Linked DNA regions of Homo sapiens: region 2 is linked to region 1. A link is an interaction called in ENCODE POLR2A ChIA-PET data of the cell type or tissue named here. Cell type or tissue: IMR-90. All regions are shown on one strand. Links, peaks and the distances in the headings refer to the core of each region. The heading gives the core; the rest is flanking DNA. Region 1 overlaps ZFYVE9 (zinc finger FYVE-type containing 9). Region 2 has its middle 23 kb from the start of ZFYVE9.

Region 1 (4,397 bases), core at 81-4,080:
TGACCTTGCCAATCTAGGCTAGAGCCTAGATTACATGATCTTATTTCACCATTTACCACTTTTGAAACACGTGATTTATATTCACTTGTATGGTTTTTCTTTTTCTTTCTTTCTTTTTTTTTTTTTTTTTTGAGACAGGGTTTTGCTGTGTTACCCAGACAGGAGTGCAGTGGCCATTCACAGGTGCAGTCATAGTGTAGTGTGTCTTCAAACTCCTGGCTTCAAGCCATCTTCCTGCCTCAGCCTCCCATGTAGCTGGGACAATAGGTGTACTCCTCTATGCCCAGCCTTGTGTTATTATTTGATTTTAGGTTATAACCTGAAACCCTTGCACTAAATTGCATTGCATGAAGGCAAGGACCATGTCCGTTTTGTTTTCTGCCACATCCCCATTGGGTAGCTTGGTGCCCAGTACATAGTAAGAGTTCATATATTTGTGGAATAAATGAGTGAATGATGGATTCTTGGTTTTGTCTCTTTATTAGAAAGGTTATTGAAGGATTTTAAGAAATTTAACATTATTAGATTTATTTTTTAGAAAGTTCAGTCTTTGTTTGGAAGATTAATTGGAAAGGCAGATGTGAAGATTAGGAGAACAGTTAGGTTATCATCATGATCGTTTAGTCCTCAGATAATAACAGCCTGAACAGAGGCAGCAATGTTAGAGATAGGAGAAGATGTGATTTTGGAAGAACAATTTCAGAGGAAAACTAACAGGACTTAATGACTGACTGGATGTGGTCATGGCGAGGGAGAAGGAAAAGTCAAGACTCAAAATTTAAATGAAATATGTAATTTAGTATGAAGTAGTATTACAGAGTAGTTAACTATAGAGCCATTGCAGTCATACAGATTAATCATGTAATTTACTAGCTGTATGACCCTGGTAATTTTACTTAATGTCTTAGTCCATTCGGGCTGCTATAACAAAATACCATAGACTAGATGGCTTATAAATAACAGAGATTTGTTACAGTCTGGAGCCTGGTAAGTCCAAGATCAAGGCAACGGTAGATTTGGTATCTGGCGAGGGCCTGCTTACTTATAGACAGCTGTGTTCTCACTCTAACTTCACAGGGCAGAAGGGTGAGGAGTCTCCCTCAGGCTTCTTTTATAGGGCACTAATCCCATATGCCCCACTACCTAATACCATCTCTTTTGGGGTTAAGATTTCAACATAGGAGTTTTGGAACATTCATCTGTTTACCTAACTGCTAATTGTAAATGAGTGTCTTCATGGAATTTTTGAGGTTAAATGTAACACATGTAAAGTGCCTAGTAGTCATATAGTTTGCTGTGAACTTGAGGAAGTCATTTAACCATCTAAACTCAGTTTCTTCTGATAGAAAATAAGGATAATATGTATACCCTTTGTTCTCCCTGTATCACAGGGATATCTCCCTATATCACATTTAAGAATGTCAAGCCCTATAAAAATTGTAAACTGATAACAGTCATAGTAACTAGATATTAATTATACATAGAAGGATGGGAGATATCGAGCTTAACTTAGACTTTAATATGACCCCTCATCTCTTGGTTCAACTTTGTAAAGTATAGGATGCTTCTTGGCTGTAAAAACTGAAGAAGTAGAATTTATCCTACTGGGAACAGGCTTTTGCCACTGTAAGGCTCTATGTGGTAAATGACTGATGAGTTCTCAAGAAAATAAATCTGGCCGGGTGTGGTGGCTCACGCCTGTAATCCCAGCACTTTGGGAGGCCGAGGTGGGTGGATCACTTGAGTTCAGGAGTTTGAGACTAGCCTGGCCAACATGGTGAAACCCCGTCTCTTCTAATAATACAAAAAAAAATTAGCCAGGCGTGGTGGCTTACACCTGAAGTCCCAGCTACTCAGGAGGCTCAGGCAGAAGAATCACTTGAACCCAGGAGGTGGAGGTTGCAGCAGTGAACCAAGATCGCACCACTGCACTCCAGCCTGGGCCACAGAGTCAAATTGTGTCTCAAAAAAAAAAAAAAAAAAAGAAAAGAAATCTTAACAGGAACAAAGGAGATTGTTGTTGCCTGGTGTAGAGGGGAGAAGGAAGTGAGATTACCAGGAACCAAGCCCAGAAGGTGGAAATTGGCATGGCAGATTTTGATTGCCTGCTGTGATTTCCTGTAGCTAAAGCAGTGCGTTTGTTTATGATTGAGTTGTATATATTGACCCTTGGCCTTCATAGCAAAAACAGTGAAAACAGCTGGTATAGTTATTATTCCACATATAAGGATAGTAACAAACAGAAGTTAAAACACAGAAATTCCAATCTTTGTTTATTTCATCCTGCTATAATTCCTTTCCAAACGGAAATAGCACATGTAACTATCTTTCAACACCCATGTTAGGTGATTGTGTGCATAGAAATCTTGCCTAGGGGTAATTCAGGTGGTTTTTTCCCCACTGCTGTATATTTGCCACGTGATCTTAGTTAAGATTTTTATTTTCAGCCAATGTTTCCCATTTCTTTATTGTTGACAGACTTGTAATCTCACTCTTGCTTTTGAATTACCCAACTTCCTGAACTACATTTTCTTTGAAACTTTAGTATTGTAGTTTAATAAGGTTCACTGACAATCAGTGTTTGTCAATATTGGTTCACTCTCTTTGCATGGCAATCCCAAGTAAATTTTGTGTGTTCTTCCCCCCCCCCCCCCCACAGGTTTTCTGTGCTTCCTGCTGTAGCCTGAAATGTAAACTGTTATACATGGACAGAAAGGAAGCTAGAGTGTGTGTAATCTGCCATTCAGTGCTAATGAATGGTAAGTATTAAAACAGGTTGATTTCATAGTTATTGAGACAAAACAAGGGAATTACGATGAGAAGACTTTTTTCCCCCTGCCTTTCTTTACAAGTTGCTCACCTTCTCAAATGTCATAACTTTAACTGAAAATATTTAGCTAAATTTCCATGTTTTGAAAGTATCTTAGCATTTCAGAATTCCTGTGCCTAATTTAATGAATAAATGCTAAAGCCAGGTAAGTTTTGCAGGAATAATGGAAGTTCTTTGGAAATCTGGTGCGAGGTAGTTATTTGTGTTCCTATAAAATAACCAGAGTGAGGTGGGAATGGGGAGCTTTTGATCACCAGATGATAAGATGTTAAAACTGGGCTGAGATTTTCCTTTTAAGAGAAGCCATCTCTTTCTAAGGAACAACTTAATAACTTAGCATGTGTTCTTATCAACACCTTGTTTCATTCATCTTGTTGAAGATAACTATTTTAGCATCTAGGACCAAGTAGAAAATTGCATTTTTAAAGCCCATTTATCTCTTTAATGCTACTTAGATTTGCTATGAGAATAATGGTTTAGAATCTAGTTGTTACGTGGTAAAAAGAATATGGCCGGGGAAAGTAAATAAAACTTACCCAGTGTTCATCTTTTGCTGGACTGGAAATGATTTTAAGGGCATATTAGTTAAAAACCCTGAGTATTCTTGTAAAAAGATACACTAAAATTGTTCAGGTTATAGTATTTTCTCTTTGAATGCATCTTTGTACAGTTACTGGAACAATTACTAATAGACATAAAATGTTGAACTTGAACACCAGTGCTACCTGTGCCAGGATAGTGTGCCTCCTGGAGGCTGGAACTTATCTGCTCTGAGACCCCTCCTGCTCTGTCCGTCTGCATTGCTGATAGTGATGTTTTCTTGTTGCTGGCTTATTAACCTGTTGCATGACAGTTAATCTGATCTGTTCTAATTTCCTATGATCCACCCAGTTTCCTCCCATTTCTGAATTCTTACAATTTTGACCAAATATGAATCATTCTCTCCACTCTTAAGGGTTACTTTTTAAATAGTGGTTATTTCACTTGGTTGCTCAATTGATGATTTTTATTCTGCTGCTTTCATTTTCGGGCACATATTCACAGATAAGAGCATGCTGCTTAATTATAGTACCTAATACCTCTTTTATTTGATGAGATCTTCCAACTTGATAGCTAATTTTTTTAACTTGGCATAGCTAAAGATGAAGGAAATGGCAGAGGATTCACATGGAATACTTACTTTTTATTAAGCCAAGGAGGCCCTTAACAGGGGATCCTAAGGTAATCCACTTTTCCTGGTTTTTCCAGTGTCTTTCCTCTCGCATGGCTTAGCCCGGTCTTTTTCTTAATATTTAATTTGATGCTTTTCGGTGTTCCCTATCCCTTTTTCCCTTTCTCCTTTTCTCTTCCTCCCCTCTTTCTGCCAGTGCTTTCAAAGGAACATAGCTTTTGTTACTAGCCTTGTCTTGCAGTTTGGAGGCAATAAATATTCAAAATCCTATGGATCATTCTTTGATGTTGAAAGAGATTTTTGAAAGGATGCTTAAAAAGAGGGTGGCTTCTATTTCTGGGCATGTGGTATTACCTGAACCTAGAAGATAAAATTTGGTATCTTTCATTTCTGTAG
Region 2 (4,397 bases), core at 87-4,086, 140 kb before region 1:
AGACACCTGCCACCACACCCAGCTAATTTTTCATATTTTTTAGTAGAGACGGGGTTTCACCATGTTAGCCAGGATGGTCTTGATCTCCTGACCTCTTGATCCGCCTGCCTCGGCCTCCCAAATTGCTGAGATTACAGGCGTGAGCCACCGCGCCCGGCCACTATTGTAATTATAATGATAATAAGGGACTACAACAGTGGCTCATTCCTCTAATAAATAATCCCAGTGCTTTGGGAGGCCAAAGAGGGAGGATCCCTTGAGCCCAGGAATTCAAGGCTGCAGTGAGCCATGATTGCACCACTGTACCCCAGCCTAGGGGACAGAGCAAGACTTTGTCTCTGAAAAAAAAAAAAGATAAAAAATGCACTGAGCATTTACCATATATTAAGCATGTAGAAGGCAAAAAATGCATTGCATTTTGGTTTTTAGAACCTCAGGGAAAAAACCAGAGGGATGGCTTTCTTAAGCTTATATACTTTTTTTGCACAGGTACTTTACAGACATCTCTAATCTTCATAGCACGCAGTGGGCGTTACACCTAACAACTGAGGGCCTCAGGATCTGGTAGTAGGGGTGACATGCACAAGGTCACAAAAGCTGGTAAGGTGAAAGGGTCAAGATCCAAACCCAAGCCTGTTTACTCCAAAGCTCTTGCTCTGTCATCAACATCTCATTTCCTCCCAGTGGGTGAAAGAGATATTTTAAGGCAGGAAGGTGCCTCTCTCAAATTATACTCAAACAGTACAAGTGTAAAGGGGAAGGGTGGGGCCAAGCTCCTCCTTTGAATGAAATGAAGGAAAAGAATCTGCATCTGGGAGCTTCTGACTAGCTGAGACTCTGGAGGAGCAGTAGAACTAGGAGCCGGAGGGTGGGCACAGGTTGGTGGAGGGGGAACTCGGCAATTGATGACATTCCACCTGATGAGCCTCACCTCATCAGGTAGCCAAGAGTTTTGGTGAACCTGCTCTGTGCCAGGGACCTGGAATTGTGGAACTAATAAATTCCAAACCCATAAGGTCAGAGATAGCAAACCCCTCAGAAATTATATTGCTTTCTTATTGTAAAGGCAAGGAAACAGGCCCACAGAAGAACAGCGATCTCTTCTGTGTGAGGGTCACACAGCAGTGAGAGACAGAATTTAGAGCCTCTGCCTTATTGGGATTTGCTTCTCTGTAATTCATGCCATGGTAAAAGTGGCTGTCAGAAGATCCTTTCCCAAAAGCATGCTTTAAGAGAAAAGAGAGCAGCTGGGCACAGTGGCTCACACCTGTACTTCTAGCACTTTGGGAGGCTGAGGCAGGAGTTCAAGAGCAGCCTGGCCAACATGGTGAAACCCTGTCTCTATTAAAAATACAAAAATTAATCGGGTGTGGTGGCGGATGCCCGTAATCCCAGCTACTCAGGAGGCTGAGGCAGGAGAATTGCTTGAATCCGGGAGGCGGAGGTTGCAGTGAGCCAAGATGGAGCCACTGCACTCCAGGCTGGGCAACAGAGTGAGACTCTGTCTCCAAAAAAGGAAAAAAAAAAAGGAAAAGAGAAAGAGAGCACCTGCTGCGCAAAGGAGAGAGGAAGGAATATAAGTCTAGAATCCTGGGGATAACCCAGACTTATGACCCAGTTTTCTCAGGAACAGGCTACATTTGGGAATTTAAGAGATGTTTATGTGGGAAGACAGAGACTCATGTTTCTGGCTGGGACCTCCTAGGAGCAGAAATGAGATTTGCCTCTCTGCTTCTACTCAAAAGCAGTTTCCTCATCTAGAATTTGTTTGATACAGAATATTCCAGTGTGAAAGGATATTTGGGCCCATCTAAGAGATGGCACAGCTCAGTCCTGTGGGACCTGTGGGCTGGAAGTCAGAAGACCTGGTTCTAGCCCCAAGTCTGCCACTGTCATTCTAGGTGATTCTGGCAAGCCTTTCCCCTTCTCTGAACTTTAGTTTTCTCATCTGTTAAGTGGGGTGTTTATATCCAACCATCTGTAAGGAGTTTTTCCAGCTCAATCTACAGTTACATCTCTCTAGTGAAACCACCTTTGCAAAAATTATAACTGAGGAAATTATGACAGTAAAAGAAACCAGACCTAACCGACTCCATCTTGCTTCTAACTTTTAAGCTGTCCTAGTTCATTCCTGGGCGTAGGCCGAACTAACCTTGGGAAGGAATTCACTTGATGGTTTGACGTTTTACTCTGAAACAAAATTAATCATAGCCGTTTCCTGAAAAGACCCCCTTCTTGCCTAGGGACCAGTCTGCCTTTACAGGACTAACAAATTAGCTACAAGGTTAGAAATTACAGTTCATGGGTCATGCAGCCTCTGGCTGCAAGTGTCTGAGCCTCCCCAAATTGCTCCTGGGGATAATATTACTATTGTAAAACCTAAGCTCAGTGCCTGAGATATTTTGCAGACCATGCCCTAAATGGATCAGCTGACACCACCCAGACAAGATTAGTAATCTGGCTCAACCAGTTCTGCGATCCCACCCAGGAACAGAAGACAGCAAGAAAACCTCACTTCGCCCCCTATGATTCTATTTCCAACCTAACCAATCGGCATTCCCCACTTCCGGAGCCCCTACCCGCCAAATTATCTTTAAAAACTCCAATCCCCAAATGCTCAGGGAGACTGATTTGAGCAATAATAAAACTCCGGTCTCCTGCACAGCCAGCTATGTGTGAATTCTCTTTCTCCATTGCAATTCCCCTGTCTTAATAAATCAGTTCTGTATAGGCAGCAGGCAAAGCGAATCCATTGGCCTGTTACACTAGAGGCTAAGTTTTTCATGTTGCCTAGCTATAGGAAGCGCCACGCAGACTAGAATCCAGGGGTCCTGATGACCTGACCATGTTCTATGTCACACATCGTTCTCTAGTTGACATTATCTTCTCCCTCCTCCCCGTCCCGCCCCCCAGAAGTTCCCTAAGTAGATTGACCTCTTTTATCTGGAGAAGACTGAAGCATTTCAGACAAGCCTTTATCATGCAGATCACCCTGACACCTACCCTGGGTTGTGAATATCAGTTTATCTGGCAGATCACTGCTGTACAGAGAAAGTATCAGTCCGAGGCTAAACCTCTCTGAGCCTCAGCCTCCTCATCTGTAAAATCGGTAAAATACCCTTATCATTGAGTTGCTGTGAGGCTTAAATAAGAAAGTATATTTTACAATATCTAGGATAATATCTGGCACCAATTTCAAATTCATCCATTTATAGTTGTCCTTCTCCACTGTCAATACTATGACCTAATCCAAATCACCCTCTTGCTTGGAATTTTTTTTTTTTTTTTTTTTTTTGAGACACCAGGCTGGAGTGCAGTAGCACAATTTCGGCTCACTGCAACCTCTGTCTCCTGGGTTCAAGGAATTCTTTCTTGTGCCTCAGCCTCCCAAGCAGCTGGGATTACAGACACGTGCCACCACGCCTGGTTAATTTTTGTATTTTTAGTAGAGACAGAGTTTTGCCATGTTGGCCAGGCTGATCTCAACCTCCTGGCCTCAAGCAATCCACCTGCCTCAGCCTCCCAAAGTGCTGGGATTACAGGTGTGAGCCACTGTGCCCAGCCCTTGCCTGGATTTCTGAAAGAGCTTCCTGTTACCCTGTTTCAAATCTTGCCTCTACAATTCCATTACCTTTCCGTAGCTGGAATGATATTCTAAACATAAATCAGATCGTATCCTTTCTCTGATTGAAAACCCTCCAAGACACCTCATTGTCCTTGAGATAAAATCCCAAATCCTTACCTTGGGCCACAAATCCTTTGATCTGACTTCCATCTGACTTTTGCCTGTCTCTACCTGGCCTCATCTCTTGCCACTCATGCTCAGGCTCTTTCTCACACCAAGCCACTGCACCTGCTGCCCCACTGACTAACCACAACTTGCCTTCTAGGTCTCAATTGACAGGTCCCTTCCTCAAAAAGACTTTCCTGGACCCTCCTGAATTATTGTCTCTCAAAGATTTCCCTGCTCCCATTATTCTCTCTCCCAGTAATCCATAATATTACAGGACTTATACCATTTACAAGTATATATTCATTTGTGTTTACTTAATGCTTTATATACCTTCCCAGAAATAAGCACTTTAAATGTAAGGACCAAGTCTGCTTTTATACCCCCTCTAACCCTAGTACCTAGCACAGTCCTGAAGATGCAGTTATTCGGGAATATTTACTAAGTGAATGAAAAGTGGATGCTCAGTTTCCTTTCTTCTCTTTCTCCTTTCTTCACTTTTTTTTTTTTTTTTTTTTGACATGGAGTCTCACTCACTCACCCAGGCTGGAGTGCAGTGGTACAATCACAGCTCACGGCAATCTCCGCCTCCCAGGTTCAAGTGATTCTCCTGCCTCAGCCTCCCAAGTAGCTGGGATTACAGGCGCCCACCACCATGCCCAGCTAG

Evidence for each region. ChIA-PET counts read pairs that join two places held together with the same protein. Peaks named below come from ENCODE experiments on the same cell type or tissue, not always from the same donor. Only the 100,000 strongest peaks of a DNase experiment are listed, where the experiment ranks them.
Region 2: POLR2A ChIA-PET joins it to region 1 with 8 read pairs; 5 of 35 experiments call an interaction of 5 or more read pairs at or near these places.

Annotation. Positions count from the first base shown.
Region 1 is chr1:52,261,114-52,265,510 of GRCh38, forward strand. ZFYVE9 (zinc finger FYVE-type containing 9) reads left to right here. Exons shown (of 19, transcript NM_004799.4): 5 at 2,660-2,759. Among named protein-coding and RNA genes, the nearest start is that of CC2D1B, 100 kb to the right of the region's middle. In IMR-90, for the core only: no CTCF peak of the experiment used is centred there; no DNase peak of the experiment used is centred there; H3K27ac peaks cover 190 bases.
Region 2 is chr1:52,117,037-52,121,433 of GRCh38, forward strand. No RefSeq gene overlaps it. Among named protein-coding and RNA genes, the nearest start is that of ZFYVE9, 23 kb to the right of the region's middle. In IMR-90, for the core only: no CTCF peak of the experiment used is centred there; no DNase peak of the experiment used is centred there; H3K27me3 peaks cover 791 bases.